Regions from separate parts of the Homo sapiens genome. Here all the other regions are linked to region 1. Evidence: read pairs that join two places in POLR2A ChIA-PET (ENCODE). Cell type or tissue: OCI-LY7. All regions are shown on one strand. Each heading gives the region's core, and the rest is flanking DNA. Links, peaks and the distances in the headings are about the cores only.

The links. ChIA-PET counts read pairs that join two places held together with the same protein. Peaks named below come from ENCODE experiments on the same cell type or tissue, not always from the same donor. Only the 100,000 strongest peaks of a DNase experiment are listed, where the experiment ranks them.
Region 2: POLR2A ChIA-PET joins it to region 1 with 5 read pairs; 10 of 35 experiments call an interaction of 5 or more read pairs at or near these places.
Region 3: POLR2A ChIA-PET joins it to region 1 with 6 read pairs; 5 of 35 experiments call an interaction of 5 or more read pairs at or near these places.

The regions. Positions count from the first base shown.
Region 1 is chr10:67,696,476-67,698,975 of GRCh38, reverse strand. It overlaps a transcript of CTNNA3 not described here. Among named protein-coding and RNA genes, the nearest start is that of CTNNA3, 1.5 kb to the right of the region's middle. RefSeq lists an enhancer at 1,032-1,081. In OCI-LY7, for the core only: CTCF peaks have their summits at 949 and 1,162; a DNase peak (open chromatin) is centred at 1,115.
Region 2 is chr10:67,754,919-67,760,374 of GRCh38, reverse strand. It overlaps a transcript of CTNNA3 not described here. Among named protein-coding and RNA genes, the nearest start is that of TRS-TGA1-1, 6.9 kb to the left of the region's middle. In OCI-LY7, for the core only: no CTCF peak of the experiment used is centred there; no DNase peak of the experiment used is centred there.
Region 3 is chr10:67,627,135-67,633,854 of GRCh38, reverse strand. All of the region lies in intron 2 of CTNNA3 (catenin alpha 3), which reads left to right. Among named protein-coding and RNA genes, the nearest start is that of CTNNA3, 66 kb to the left of the region's middle. In OCI-LY7, for the core only: no CTCF peak of the experiment used is centred there; no DNase peak of the experiment used is centred there.

The DNA.
Region 1 (2,500 bases), core at 1-2,500:
TTGATGATGGAAAGATGTGAAACATCTTCCAGATGGCTTCTGTTCTTCTTAGTGAGGCAGGAGAGTTGGTTAGCTGCTAATAATAAGGATGGTTGGGAAGGGAGAGTGAGAAACATTTTTTTTTTTTGTATTAATAGTACATAAGACCTTCAAATCAGGGGCAGATTCATTTAGATTCACCTAAAATACCTGACAAGGTGCCAGAAGTATTTATCACATATTTTTGAAAAAAATGGTTTTAATTATCACAAACAGGGATTATTCCTAGCTTTAAATCTCATTTTAGAAAGGTATTATGGCTGTTCAGAAAATTACATATTTTTAAAGCCCGAACCTGAAATTGCCAGTATTTTGAGATATTATGGACAGATGAAATGGACTCATGGTTCATGCAAAAGTGATTTTCATTCTATAAGGGATTTTATTGACAAGAAGAAACTACTCCATTCTGACTAAAGAACATATTGCACCCTGGAGGATTTATTTTCCAAGAGAGGCTACTGACAGGGATAGAATTATCTTCTTTTTGGAGGCCTCCCTTCTCTCCTGTAATCTTCTAGCTGGCGCCTAACACAGGGCTCTGCATCAAGGGGCTTCTCAATACATCCAATTGAATGACTTTGTTTGGGGCCGGTCCTGATGCCCAGAACGAAAAAACTTACTTTTGATTACCTCGGGAGAATTGCTAGTAATGGCCCTGATTTATTCTCTCTCTTTTTTCTCTCTTTTTTTTTTCCCCAGCTCTTCTACCCTCAATGTTTGATTGCTTGCAAGAGGCATGTGAGCCAAAATTTTAAAGTTTGCAAAGTATAAAGAAAGGAAACAAGTAAATAGGGAAGGAGAATAAATACTGAACAAGACTGGGCAAGGTGACAAGAAAGAACTACTGTGAAAATCTGGAAGAGGGCCAGGATGCAAAATGCAGGGGCTGTGTAGTTTACAGGAACTATTTAGCCTCCAGCATGCCTCAGCGATCACACAGAGAAAGGCAGATTTCTCTGCTTTTGTCTCCTACCCTATAGTTAGCTATGGAAATTTGACATAGGTGATATATGTTTTCTGTCAGCAAACTGATACAAATACAGAGGACCATGGGGCCTGTGATCAACAAATCCAACGTGATTTGAATTGCTAGGAGGGGACCTCTTGTGGCTATAGTGGGAAATACTTCAGCTAAATACTACCTTGGAGGCTGCAGATATTTTTATGAAGGAATTAAAAAAAAACCCACTATAAAAGCTCTTTAAAATTACATTTCAGATATTTATAATATTTAATTGTTTTGATAACACCAAATTCTGTAAGAAGGTTTTATCTGTATTGCATCTCTGAAGAGTTCAGTGTAATTTAAAGCTCTTCAGCTTTTATCCATTTAATTCACATATCCTCTGAAAAGCAAATGAAAAGAATAAGAGTTCTCATCTACATTTTGTAGGTGGAAAGGAGAGGTACAGGGCAGGTAAGTAACTTATTGTGGTTTCACAGCAGGACAAGCTAGGCTTATGATAGAATTTGGATATCTCATCTTGGGCTCAATTCAACAGTCCTGGTTTGGAAAACATTCATTATTAAAGCTCTAAAACAAAACCTGCTATTTTGCAAGTGTCAAGTGATTTCTTTATTCAAGAAAAGATGGATTGAGAGACATAAAACTTACTCTTTGTTTCACTGTGAAAAGATGCTATTCCTAGATTCTCCAGGGGGAAAAAGCTGCTTTAAAAAAATCTGGGGAGGATAGCATGTTAGCAACTAAGAATCTTTAGATAAATATATTGTCAATTATGCCCATTTTAAAGGTAGCTACATAAAAATACAGTTGTTTTGAAGGCTATCCTGAAAATCATATAAAATGAACTCCTTTCATAGTTGATTCTCTGACAGTTCCCAGACCCTGCCTTTCCTCTTGGCTCCCTGAAATTTGTGCTAAGAGTATCTGGAGAGCCAATAAATAAATGCTTTCTTTTTATTTTGAATTCAGCCTTTTAAGAACAGGACTGCCAAAACTCAAACAAGTAGTTCATATTTTAGTTAGCACCTCTTGTTTTAGAAGCTATTAGAAGAAAGTCGGAAAAATGGTAATGTCCAAGGAAATGCCACAGAAGTTCGAGTGGGATGTCAAGGAATTGATGAAATGATAAAGATTGTTTCAGTGGATGTGAAGATATTGAGGGAGAAGATATCAAAAAAAAGGGAAAAGGAAATGTGAAAAAGAATAGTCATAGAGAGAAAAAATAAATTTTGGTGGAGAAGACTTTTTTTTTTGGTGGCTTAAATTTAATAATGGGTTAACCTATTGAGTTTTTGGTAAATCTTCAGTTTAGATTCTTTACTGATAATGATGTGGTTCCTCATAAATACTGGAAGGAGAGAGTGTGATGCTTGGTACAAGGGATGAGACAGGTAATATTTCAGAAGAAGAAAAATACGATCTCAGATGTGACACATGGCCTTGATGCCATCATCTCTAGGGTTCTGAAGACATTGAATTTTACATAATTGA
Region 2 (5,456 bases), core at 1-2,500, 61 kb before region 1:
TTGCCCTCATGTATTATTTGTTAGTCTCTGGCACAATGGCATATAAATTGAGACGTGTAGATGGCAGTAGACAATGCCTCCAGTAGGGAAGAGTCACGAGTTGAATGTTGAAGGCATATGTCAGATAACGAATGTGTTGTGATGGGTAATTTTTGTTCTTTATTCCAATATCTATCCTCCCAACTGATACTGACACCTTAATTGTACTTAAGGGGCACCACCCCTCTGCCATTGGATGAAACTTTACTTTATCTGTCAATCAAGATATCCCACCCTCCTCTGGCCAAGGAATGGGCATGTGACTTGTATTCGTTTTCTATTGCTGCATAAGAAAGAACCATAAACTTAGTGGCGTAAAACAACACAAATTTATTACCTCATAGTTTCTGTGGGTGAGGAATGTGGTTATGTGTTGACTGGGTTCTTTGCTTAGGGTCTCATCAGGTCTCAAGGTGGTGACTGGGGCTGCAATCTCATCTGAGGTTTGGCGTCCTCTTCTAAGATAACTAGTTGTTGGCAGAATTTAGCTCCTATGGTTGTAAGACTTGCTGGTTGTCAGTAGGGGGGCGTTTTCAGTTCCTATAGGCTACCCACTTTTTTCCTTGCCGTGTGGCTGTTTCCACAACATGGTAGTTTGCTTCTTCAAGGTCAGCACGATAATTCCTCTATAGTCTGCTACAATGGAGTTTTATATAATAGAATGCAGTTATCAAAGTGATTATTCTATTATATTCACAAGTCCTGCACAAGTGAAGGGGATTATTTAGGGAGTGTAACAGCAGGGGTGGGAATCTTGGGGACATCTTAGATTTTTGCCTACCACACAATTCAAGCTAGGCCAATCAGACCCCAAATCCTTGTTCTTTCTTTTACACAATTGTATTATGAAAATTTCACACAAAACACATAGTAACCAACAAGAGGTGATCAAAGTATGGTAATATTAACTTAGCTGCCTTGTGTGCTTTTGCACTTCACTCAAAAGGAATAGGTTTGACAACAACTGCAGAGTTTTAGAGGCTTTGCCACTATTTAGGATTTCTTTTCTGTAATTTTATATGAATTGGAGAATAACTCTAGGTATATGTTTTGGATACCATATGTGAGAGGACTTAGTACAAATTGGACAAAGAAAATTATGAAGTTACTGGCAATAAAACCTTCATTAAGATTTAGTCAGTAAATTAAAGGTATCGTGAAAAGTGATGGAAATAATTATCAAGGAATTGCTGCATTGCAAATGACCGTACTTTTAAAGCTTCAGCAATTAATTGTGGGTTGGATTTTAGTCACTGTGGTACTTATACATAAATGTTTGAAGAAGATTGAAGATATATCCTAGTTAGTACTTACAGGATTTTCCTACCTAAGCAGCTTAGGTAGGGGCAGCTTACTTACAGGATTTTCCTACCTAAGCAGTCTCTTAATGCCATGGCCAATTAAGAAGTAAGAAGAAGAATCAAGAAGGATGGGGTCTTCTTTTCTTAAATGTGTGATACCAGTGTAATATTCAACCTCAAATTCTCAAAAAAGTAGTTTTCTTTGACTTTGTAATAGCAGAGATCTGGACTTACCAAAGACATCTTAATCTATTTTTTTTTAAACCAAATCAGATGTCGAAGGGCAGAATAAGCTTATTAAGAATGAAATCTTATACCCAGTTATTTATAGAATTGAATTGATTCCCTATAAAACTCTATGGACAAGCTCTATATATGGGGTTGATGTAGTGCGGTTTTTATAAAGGCAACTGAAATGGACAATTTTAAGGATTACATTAAAATACAGCTATGATCAATGTATTGGGATTATAATTGGGGCACAACTAGATCCGCAGACCACCCATCTTATAACTTTAAGGAATTATGATTATAGCACCATTTTATTTCTTTACAAGATACTGTCATTCCTTTTACTAATTCTTATTTTTTGGGGGGCTATTAAATTATATAGGAAAACCAAGTCTTTTTCCTTGACTGTATTAGGGTTCTCTAGAGAAACAGAGTGGCTAAGATATATGTGTGTGTGTGTGTGTGTGTGTGTGTGTGTGTATATATATTTATATATATGTGTGTGTGTGTGTGTATATACATATACACATGAGGAGATTTATTATAGGAATTGTTTTATGTGGTTAAGGAGGCTGAGAAGTCTCAAGATCTGCCATCCGCAAGCTGGAGAACCAGGAAAACTGGTGGTATAGTTCAGTTCGGGTCTGAAAGCTCAAAAACCAAGAATGCTGATGTCTGGGGGCAGGAAAAGATGGATATCTCAGCTCAATAAAAGAGAGAAAAAATTTGCCCTTCCTCTGCCTTTTTGTTCTATTTAGGCCCTCAGTGGATTGGATACTTCCTGCCTGCATTGGTGAGGGTGGTCTTCTTTACTCAGTCTACTGATGCAGATGTTTATCACTTCTGGAGATACCCTCACAAACACACCCATAGATAACATTTTACCAGATATCTGGACATCTGTATTAATCAGGGTTCTCTAGAGGGACAGAACTAATAGGATAGACGTATATATTAAAGAGAGTTTATTAAGGAGAATTGACTCACACGATCAGAAGGTAAAGTCCCACGATAGGCTGTCCGCAGATTGAGGAGCAAGGAAGCCAGTGGTGGATCACTCTGAGTCCCAAAACCTCAAAAGTAGGGAAGCTGACAGTGCAACAGCCTTCAGTCTGTGGCCAAAGGCCTGAGAGCCCCTGGCAAACCACCGGTGTAAGTCTAAGAGTCCAAAAGCTGAAGAACTTTGAGTCTGATGTTCGAGGGCAGGAAGCATCCACCACAGGAGAAAGATGAAAGTCGGAACACTCAGCAAGTCTGTTCTTTCCAACTTCTGCCTGCTTTATTCTAGCCGCATTAGCAGCTGATTAGATGGTGCCCACCCAGAGTGAGGGTGGGTCTGCCTCTCTCAGTCCACTGACTCAAATATTTATCTCCTTTGACATCACCCTCACAGACACACCCAGGAACAATACTTTGCATCCTTCAATCCAATCAAGTTGATACTCAGTATTAACCATCACAGCATCCGTTAGCCCAGTCGAGTTGATACGTAAAATTAACCACCACGTTGACCTTAGAGAGCTCATCTATGCCCATGCCTTTAAATACACAGAGATATTTGCTAAATATTTATTGTTTAAAGCTGCCATGTTTAGGGATAGTTTGTCATACAGCAATAGATAACTAAGGCATTCAGTTTTTCCCCCTAGAACTAGATACATTTGCTCTATTCCATGTTTCTGTCAGATGTTTTCTGTTTATCCAGCAGGCTGGAAAACACTCTTGATTCAAAATGCCTAGCACAGTGCTTAATATGTAGTAGGTACTCAATATATGATAATTATCTTTTTTTGTTGTGAAAACAATATGATGTTAATAAAAAGTTTGAAAAATAGAAAAAAACCTCAACCCACCTAAGTCTTTTAAAAACTATTCTTTTAGTCCTTTCCCCTATACTTATATATATTTTTTTACATAGCTGTAACTGTGTACATGATAATTTTTCTACTTTTGTTATATTGAGGTAAAATTCACCATTTTAACCATTCAAGTGTATGATTCAGTGGTTTCCATTACATTCATAATATTGTGTTACTGTCACTAATGTATATTCCAGAGCATTTTTATCAGCCCAAGAGGAAAACCTGAACTCATTAAGCAACCACTCTTCACTCCCCACTTTCCTCAGCCCCTGCAATCACTAATCTGCTTTCTGTCTCTATATTCTGTTTGCCTATTACATTTTATGTAAATAGAATTATATAATATGTGGCTTTTTGTGTCCATTTTTTTCTTAGCACATTTGCAAGGTTTATCCATGTTACAGCATGTATTGCTACTTCATTTATCTTTTAGTGTTTTGAAAATATTGTTACTTGCCTTTTAAAAAATTATTTATTTTTATTGATGCATAATAGATGTACATTGTTTTGAGGTACATATGATAATTTAATACATGATTTGTAAATATTAAATTGGTGTAGTTAGGATATCCATCACCTTAAATATTTGTCTTTTTTATGCTAGAAACATTTGAATTATTCTCTTCTAGCTTTTTTGAAATGTACAATAGACTACTGTAGACTATAGACACCCTACTGATTTATCTAAAAACTAGGTCTTAGTTCTTCTATTAAACTATTGAATAGGTGTAAATATGTACCCGTTAATCAACTTCTTTTCATCTCCCTGTTCCCCCCACCCTACCTGGCCTCTGGTAACCACCAGTCTACTCTCTATCTTCATAAGATCCACTGTTTTACCTCCCACATATGAGTCAGAACATGCAATATCTGTCTTTCTGTGCTTGGCTTATTTCACCTAAGATAATGAACTTCAGTTCCATACATGTTGCTGCAAATGAGAGGATTTCATTCTTTTTTATGGCTGGATAATATTTATACCACTTTTTCTTTATCCATTCTTCCATTGATGAGCATTTAGATCAATTCCATATTTTGGCTATCGTGAATAGTGCTTTGATAAACATGGGAGTGCATATATCTTTTTGGCATATTGATTTTCTTTTCTTTCTTTCTTTCTTTTTTTTTTTTTTTTTTTTGAGGCAGAGACTCACTTTTGTCGCCCAGGCTGGAGTGCAATGGTGTGATCTCGGCTCATTTCAACCTCCAGCTCCCTGGTTCAAGTGATTCTCCTGACTCAGCCTCATGAATAACTGGGATCACAGGCGTGTGCCACCACACCTGGCTAATTTTTGTATTTTTAGTAGAGATGGGGTTTTACCATGTTGGCCAGGCTGGTCTCAAACTCCTGACCTCAAATGATCCATCTGCCTCAGCCTCCCAAAGTGCTGGGATTACAGGCATGAGCCACCATGCCCTGCTGATTTTCTTTCTTTTGAATATATACCCAGTAGTGGAATTGCTGGATCATATGGTAGTTCTATTTTTAGTCTTTTGAGGAACCTCCATACTGTTTTCCATAGTGGCTGTACTAATTTACATTCTTGCCAATCGCGTATAATGGCTTCCCTTTCTTTACATCCTTGCCAGCATCAGTTATTGCTTGTCTTTTTTATAAGAACAATTTAAACTGGGGTGAGATGATATCTCATTGTAGTTTTGATATGCATTTCTCTGATGGTTAGTGATATTGAGCATTTTTTCATATACCCATTGCTATTTGTATATCATCACCTTTTTTTTTTTTTAAAGATAAGGTCTCATCCTGTCACCCAGGCTGGAGTGCAGTGGAGTGATCATAGGTCACCGCGGCCTTGAACTCTTGGGCTCAAGTGATCCTCTCGCCTCAGCCTCATAAGTAGCTAGGACTACTACAGGCATTGGTAATTTTTTAATTTTTTTGTTTTGTAGAGATAAGGTCTCGCTATATTTTCCAGGCTGGTCTCAAACTTCTGTCCTCAGTTGATCCTCCCATGTCAGCCTCCCTAAGTGCTGAGATTACAGGCTTGAGACACCATGTCCA
Region 3 (6,720 bases), core at 3,681-6,180, 69 kb after region 1:
ATCAGTCATAGGTTTGGTCTTTTTATGTATTCCTGTAGTTCTCAGAGGTTTTGTTTTTTCCTTTTCACTCTTTTTTCTCTAATCTTGTCTTCCTGCTCTATTTCAGCAAGATAGTCTTCAAGCTCACTTTTAATGGGGTTTTTATGGGGTCTTTTTTGTTGGTGTTGTGTTGTTTTCTGTTTGTTTTTCTTTTAACAGTCAGGTCACTCTTCTGTTGGGCTGCTGTGGTTTGCTGGGGGTCCACTCCAGACCCTAGTTGCCTCAGTTTTCCTTACCTGGAAGTATCACCAGTGAAGGCTGTGAAACAACAAAGACAGCAGCCTGCTCCTTCTTCTGGAAGCTCTGTCCCAGTGGGGGTACTGACATGTTGCTGTTCCTAATGTGCCTGTAGGAAGTGTCTGTAGACTCCTGTTGGGAGGGCTCACTTGGTCAGGAGGAATGGGATCAGAAGCAGTCTGGATGCTTTCTGGTGGAGCAGATATGCTGCGTTGGGGCGGGGAGTGAGGGATCCTTCTTCATCTGGACCGTTTGTATTCTCCAAAGCTGGCAGGCTAGAATGGCTGAGTCCACTGAACCACAGAGATGGTGTGGCAACCCCTCCTCCTGAGAGCTCCATCCCAGGGAGAGATCAGGGCTTTGTCTGTAGAGCCCTTGCTGGGGTGGCTGAAACCCCCACAGGGAGGTCCCACCCTGTGAGGAGGAATGGATTGGGGTCCTACTTAAAGAATCAGTCTGGCTATAATCTGGCAAGGCAGCTGTGCTATTGTCGGGGACCCTTCTTTGTCTGGACCATTTGTATTCTCCAAAGCCATCAGGCTGGAATGGCTGAGTCGACTGAACCATGGAGATGGTGGCCGCCCCTCCCGCAAGGAACTTGGTCTCATCTCAGCCTGTTGCCATTGGCTGGCTGGAATTCCAATCAGTGGGTCTTAACTTGTGGGGTGCTGTGGGAGCAGGCCTGCAGAATGACGCTGTTTGGCTCCCTGGTTTTAGCCCCCTTCCTAGGGATATATACGGACAGATCTCTCGTCTTGCCAGGGATCCTGGGGCTGGAGTGTGGAAAACTCCTGGGTCTCTGTGTGTGCCTGGACGGCTGCTTTGCCAACATTCTACACAGTTCTGTGTATCAGACCCAACGCCCTGGTGGTGTGGGCTCACGAGAGGATCTCCTGATCCACGGATTACAAAGATCCGTGGGAAAAGCGTGGTTTTCCAGGTGGGGTCTCACAATCACTTACTGCTTTACTTGGCTCAGGGTGGGGGTTCATTTGGCTCCGTGCTGCTCCCAGGTGGACCATCGCCCCACCCTGCTTTTCTTTGTTCTTCGTGGGTCAAATTGTTTGCCTAGTCAGCCCTAATGCAAGAACCTGGATACTTCAGTTGAAGGTGCTGAATTCACTTGCTCCTTTCCTTCCTCTCTGAGTGCGCAGACCGCAGCTGCTTCTAATTGTCCATCTTGGTGCCGGCAGCGAGGTTGGGGCTCCAAATCTAGCCGCCGCCATCTACCCCAGGGGAGGAGGAGAAGGAGTGTTTTTTTTTTTTAATATATTTAATGGACAGGTAATGAGGCAAATAAAAATTCTGTACATTCAGGGTGTACGATGTGATGATTTGATGTATGTATGCAATGTGTAATGATTACCACAGTCAAATGAATTAACACATCCATCTCTACCCATAGTTACCACTGTGTGTGTGTGTGTGTGTGTGTGTGTGTGTGTGTGTGTGGCTAAGACACTTAAAATCTACTTTCTTATCAAATTTCAAGTAAAGAATACAATATGTTAACTATAGTCACCATGCTACACAGTAGAGTCCCAAAACTTATTCATCTTAAAACTGAAATTTTATATCCTTTGATCAACAATCTTCCCCATTTCCCCAATTCGCTAGCACCTGGAAACCACCCTTTTACCCTCTGCTTCTTTGAATTTAACTTTTTTAGATTTCACATATAAGTGAGATCATACAGTATTTGCCTTTCTGTGTCTGGCTTATTCCATTTAGCATAATGTCCTCCAGGTTCATCCATGTTAGAAAATGGCAGGATTTACTTTTTTTTATGACTGAATAGTATTCGATTGCATAAACACCACATTTTCTTTATTCATTCATCTGTAGATGGTTGTTCCCATATTTTGGCTACTGTTACAAAGAGTGTTTAATTTGAAATAGTTACATGGTTTAAGTACATGATATAGTCTCTGATTTCACTGGAAAACATTCCAAAAGAAGTTCATGTCTTTAAGTTCACATTGCCACCAGCTAAAGTTATTAATTCAGTAGTCCCATTAAAAATTTCTTCACTTTCCTCATGATTTATCTTCATGTTATATTCCTTTGCTTCCAGGGTTCCACAGAAATTACTTATCACCTCTGTATATAACTCAAAGTCAAAATTACATTTTAATTTTTGGAGTAATTGGTCATAGATACTATTATGTCACTCTAACTTCTGAATTCATTTCTTCATAAATCTTTATTCTGCTCTTTTATGGTTACCAAATTCTTCCCTACCAAACCTGATTTATCTTTAATGTATTTTTTTTTTCTCTTGGGCACAGAGATTTTTTTCTCTTGGGTCATTTTGCAGGGATATTTAGCCTGGGATATATTTCAATCATTCACTTTCAGTTTCTTGTGTGATAACTTACACAGTTGCATCCCTCTGTAATAAATTCTTCCAATGGATCAGAAATAATTTCTCAGCAATTACATTTTTATGACTGCAACTGTAGGCATCTGCACTTTATCACTTTCAAGATCCAAGTTTGGCAATGCAATGCAGAAAGTCTATTTATGCAGAATTGTGCTTCAAAGAATTTACATCTCTATGTTGTATACTCTCTGAAGGGGATATAAACTGCTAGATCATGCTACAGTCATTATATAATGAAACTGTCTATAATCTTATTTGCTGCAAAATACAGTTTGGTAGGTGTCAGATTTATGTTGAATGTGAGTTAAAAGAATTGACTTACTCAAAATCCCTTAAAATAATAGTAATAACAAACTCTTTATAATGTGTTATCTTTTGTAAAGTTTTTTTTTGAAGGGCAAAGGTCAAATGTATTTTCTGACTGTAAATATATCCCATGTTTTCAAGAAGTAAATCTAGAGTTAGAAGAACAGTAATAAACATTATTTCTTTGTCGTTCACCTCTAAGTATTGTAGGACCTCTTGGCCTTTTTTTCATTTCTACCTCCATAGTGTCTCCCACCTGTCCCCTTGGGGATAGCTTTTAATACTCACTGGGGCAAGTTTACCTACCAGCCCCTGTATTAGTCAGCATAAGCAAGGTTGTGCTGTGATAAGAAGACAACCCCCAAATCTCAGAGGCTTAATAAAATTTATTTCCTGCTCAAGCTACATGTTCAATGTGAGCTGGGGTTTCTGCTTGAGACAGGCACTCAGAGACCCAGGCTAATATAGACTTATCTCAACATGTGCTTCCACTGTCATTGCAACTGGGGAAATGGAACATGATAAATCATGCGAGAACTCCTAAAATGTTCACCTGGACATGACATATGTCAATCCTCTATTTACATTGCTTTTGTCAAAGCAAGTTATGTGGTCAAAGTGGATGTTGGGTATGTGATCCTGCCCTGTGCCCAGAGGACAATGGGAATATTTGTGAACAGCCTTAATAACTATTACATTCCCTTTGCCTTCTTTTTAGGGGTTCCTTTTGTTAAGTCTCCATAATGCTCTCAAGACACTTTGGCACCCTTGTTACAGCTAACTTTATCAGGGTGGGCAACTGACTTAGTGACACTCAGTTATAGGTTGGCAAGAACCCTGTGACGTGCTCTGCCATGAGAGCTCTGCCTCTGGGGGATGATTATGAATTGGTCCCGTTAGCATCCTCTTTTTGAGGAGTTGACTATATTCTGAGATTTAAGCAGTTAGTACCTAGGGTTAAACAGTTCTATTAGGTGCAAAGCTGAAAGATACACAGAAAGTAGAAACAAGGGGAAGAGTTGAGTCATAGTGAATGTGGCATTTTCAGGTTTGGATTCACAAACTCCTGCTGTTCAGGAACAATAAGATTACCTAGTTGCCAGGGTTTTAACAGATTTTTTTCAGTTTCCAAACTACATTCTATTCTCAGAATTATACTTCAGCCTCTGTGGGACTCATTGTTTTCAGTTCCCAGACCACTGGGCCATGTAGGCCAGATGCTTATCCTTATGTAATCTGATTCCCTGGCCTCCTACTCTACCCTTGCAAGTTCAAAGGAAGTCCCATTAGCAGCAGCAATCCAGAGTTCCTGTAATTGACCTCACTTGCTTGTGCTAGAGTGGGGATTTTCCTATAAAACCTCTTTTCTCTTCTGTTCATTCCTGCATTTCCAAATTTTGAAGTCTCTGAATTATGACTCACTTGTGCTCCCAAACCAGCGTATCTGCCGTGTATTCCAGTTTTGTCTGGCTTCAGCTTATTGCTGGTGGATGGTGACTGCTGCTGGTGGTACTCTGGGAAACTGGAAATGAACATGCCAAGGTAGCCATGTCCTAGTGGCTTCAAAGCAGTGTAGGGGTGAAGGCCAAATTTCTCCTTTGCCCTCTGGAAGTTCGGGTGAAAAATCAATTGAGAAAAGGCAGATTAATAGGAGAAAGGACATATAAAATTTATTTCAGTGTGCATAACACAGGGGAATTGTAGCCTTTAAAAAGTTGTTGTTTTTTTTTTAACTCTGGAGAACAAAACATAAAAATAATTAGCCTAAATAAAAAATCATAAATAATCATTTCAGTCTTTTATCAGTTCAGTCCCATGTAATTAATTATTGTTCTGCTTGATGGTAGTTTAGCAATTTTATGAGTCCAGTTTTTTTTTTTATTAGAGTTCTGGAATTTTTACACAGTTCATTGATTCACTTATACAGTTTCAGAGTTGTCAGAAACCTTTATTTGTCAGTGTTATTCCCATGAACTTCTTTGAAGACCCATACTTCAGGATTTGGGAAGAGCTTTCAAGAAAAAAAAAGCATCAGAATAAAACAATTAACTGTGGACAATGGGACTTAAAATGGCCATGGTTAAATAAACAATTGACAAAGATATTTGGTCTTTTTTTTGTGGCCTACAACAATTCAACATAACACTCATAATTATGAATGACAACATATACCAAGATATATCATATTTTAAGAAATCTCATACAGTTTTGGAACACATACTAACAAGATAGCCATATAAATATAACTCAGAAAAAAGGTTAAACATTATTTGTTATTTGACAGTTCTTCCCATATAATTTAATATATAAACTAAACCTGTTTATTATTTCTCTTTTGGATACTTCAGGGGTCTTTGGGAAAATCCCAAAGTTAGTTTGAAGTCAAAAAGACTTACTTTAGAATTTGAAGGTTGATTTTGGGAAGCTTGTCAAGTATGTCAAACATTTAAAATATTTGATCAAAAATTACTGTGAAATAAAGTCATTCATTTAGCTGGTGTAATAAAGGATTTCCAAAAGCCAAAACCTTTACTCTTTGACAGTTTGACAGAGATGAGACTTAGTTTTTCAAATACTCAAAAGACCTATTAAGATAGCATGAGGCACACAAAAGCTGTTTCTCCCCTTTTTTTTTTTTTGCAGTTTACTCAAAATGTGAACCAAAGTCGTTTACTATTTCTTATTGATACTATATGAAAATCTTGTTCAAAGGAGAAAATAAAATTCTAGTTTTGTAGACTATTTTTGATTTTAAGGCTCAGTTTAAAAACAAATAGTAAATTTTAAATAAATTTAATATTAAATATTAAATATTTCATTCACCTTAATTATTTTGAAATTCTCTCTTTCTCAACTTTCTATACCCATTTAGTTTTATTTATATCATTTTTCTCATTTTGAAACAACCTTTACATAATCTCTGAACTATATGAAATTGCTTTTTCTCAACAAAAGCACATCCTCATACCTTATAACATTTTACTTCCCTTACATACTCCATACATAGTTGTTTATCATATACAGTAGTTTTAATTATATACTAATTATAATAGTAACTCTTAGTAACCCTAGTTTCTACTGAAAACCTAGGAAGTAAGTAATTTTGAACTGTTTTATATCAGTGTTTGTAAATGAAAACAATTTTATAATTTTTAGAAAGATGTTTCATCAGTTTTTTGCTCATTAACAGATACAGATATATTTAGCTTTTCTATGCCATATAAGAACAAGATGTCAAAATTATCTAAACTATGCTTAATAATTAATGTTTTAGTATTTTAACTTACTTAGAAATGACTCAAACATTTCATGATTCTCTACTACTTAACATAACATGTCCTTAAGATTTTAAATTATTGAAAAATATTTTTTAACAGTTATATTTGAATTATTCATGGAAAATAAAGCTATTTATTTAGGTTATTATGTATTTTTTTTGAAAAAGCAAAACCAGCATCAGCTAATTTTATCTTAACTAAGGCCTTTGAGATACTGGACACAGGTCCCTCCCCATTGTCCCTACTCTAGTTGTCCTGGGTTCTGAGTACCCATGTGGCACCCAGGATGACTACGAAGGGTAGGACCTGTCTGAATCCTGGATTTGCACACCTAATATAGGGCCCAGGGCAGAGGACGGACTTGTGAAGACAATGTTGGGAGGATCTGACCCCTCTCAGCATGACCAGGAGGCAGAGCTGGACCAGGGAGGATGGGGCCATATTGGGCTTGGCTCAACAAGCCACAGTAGGATGTGT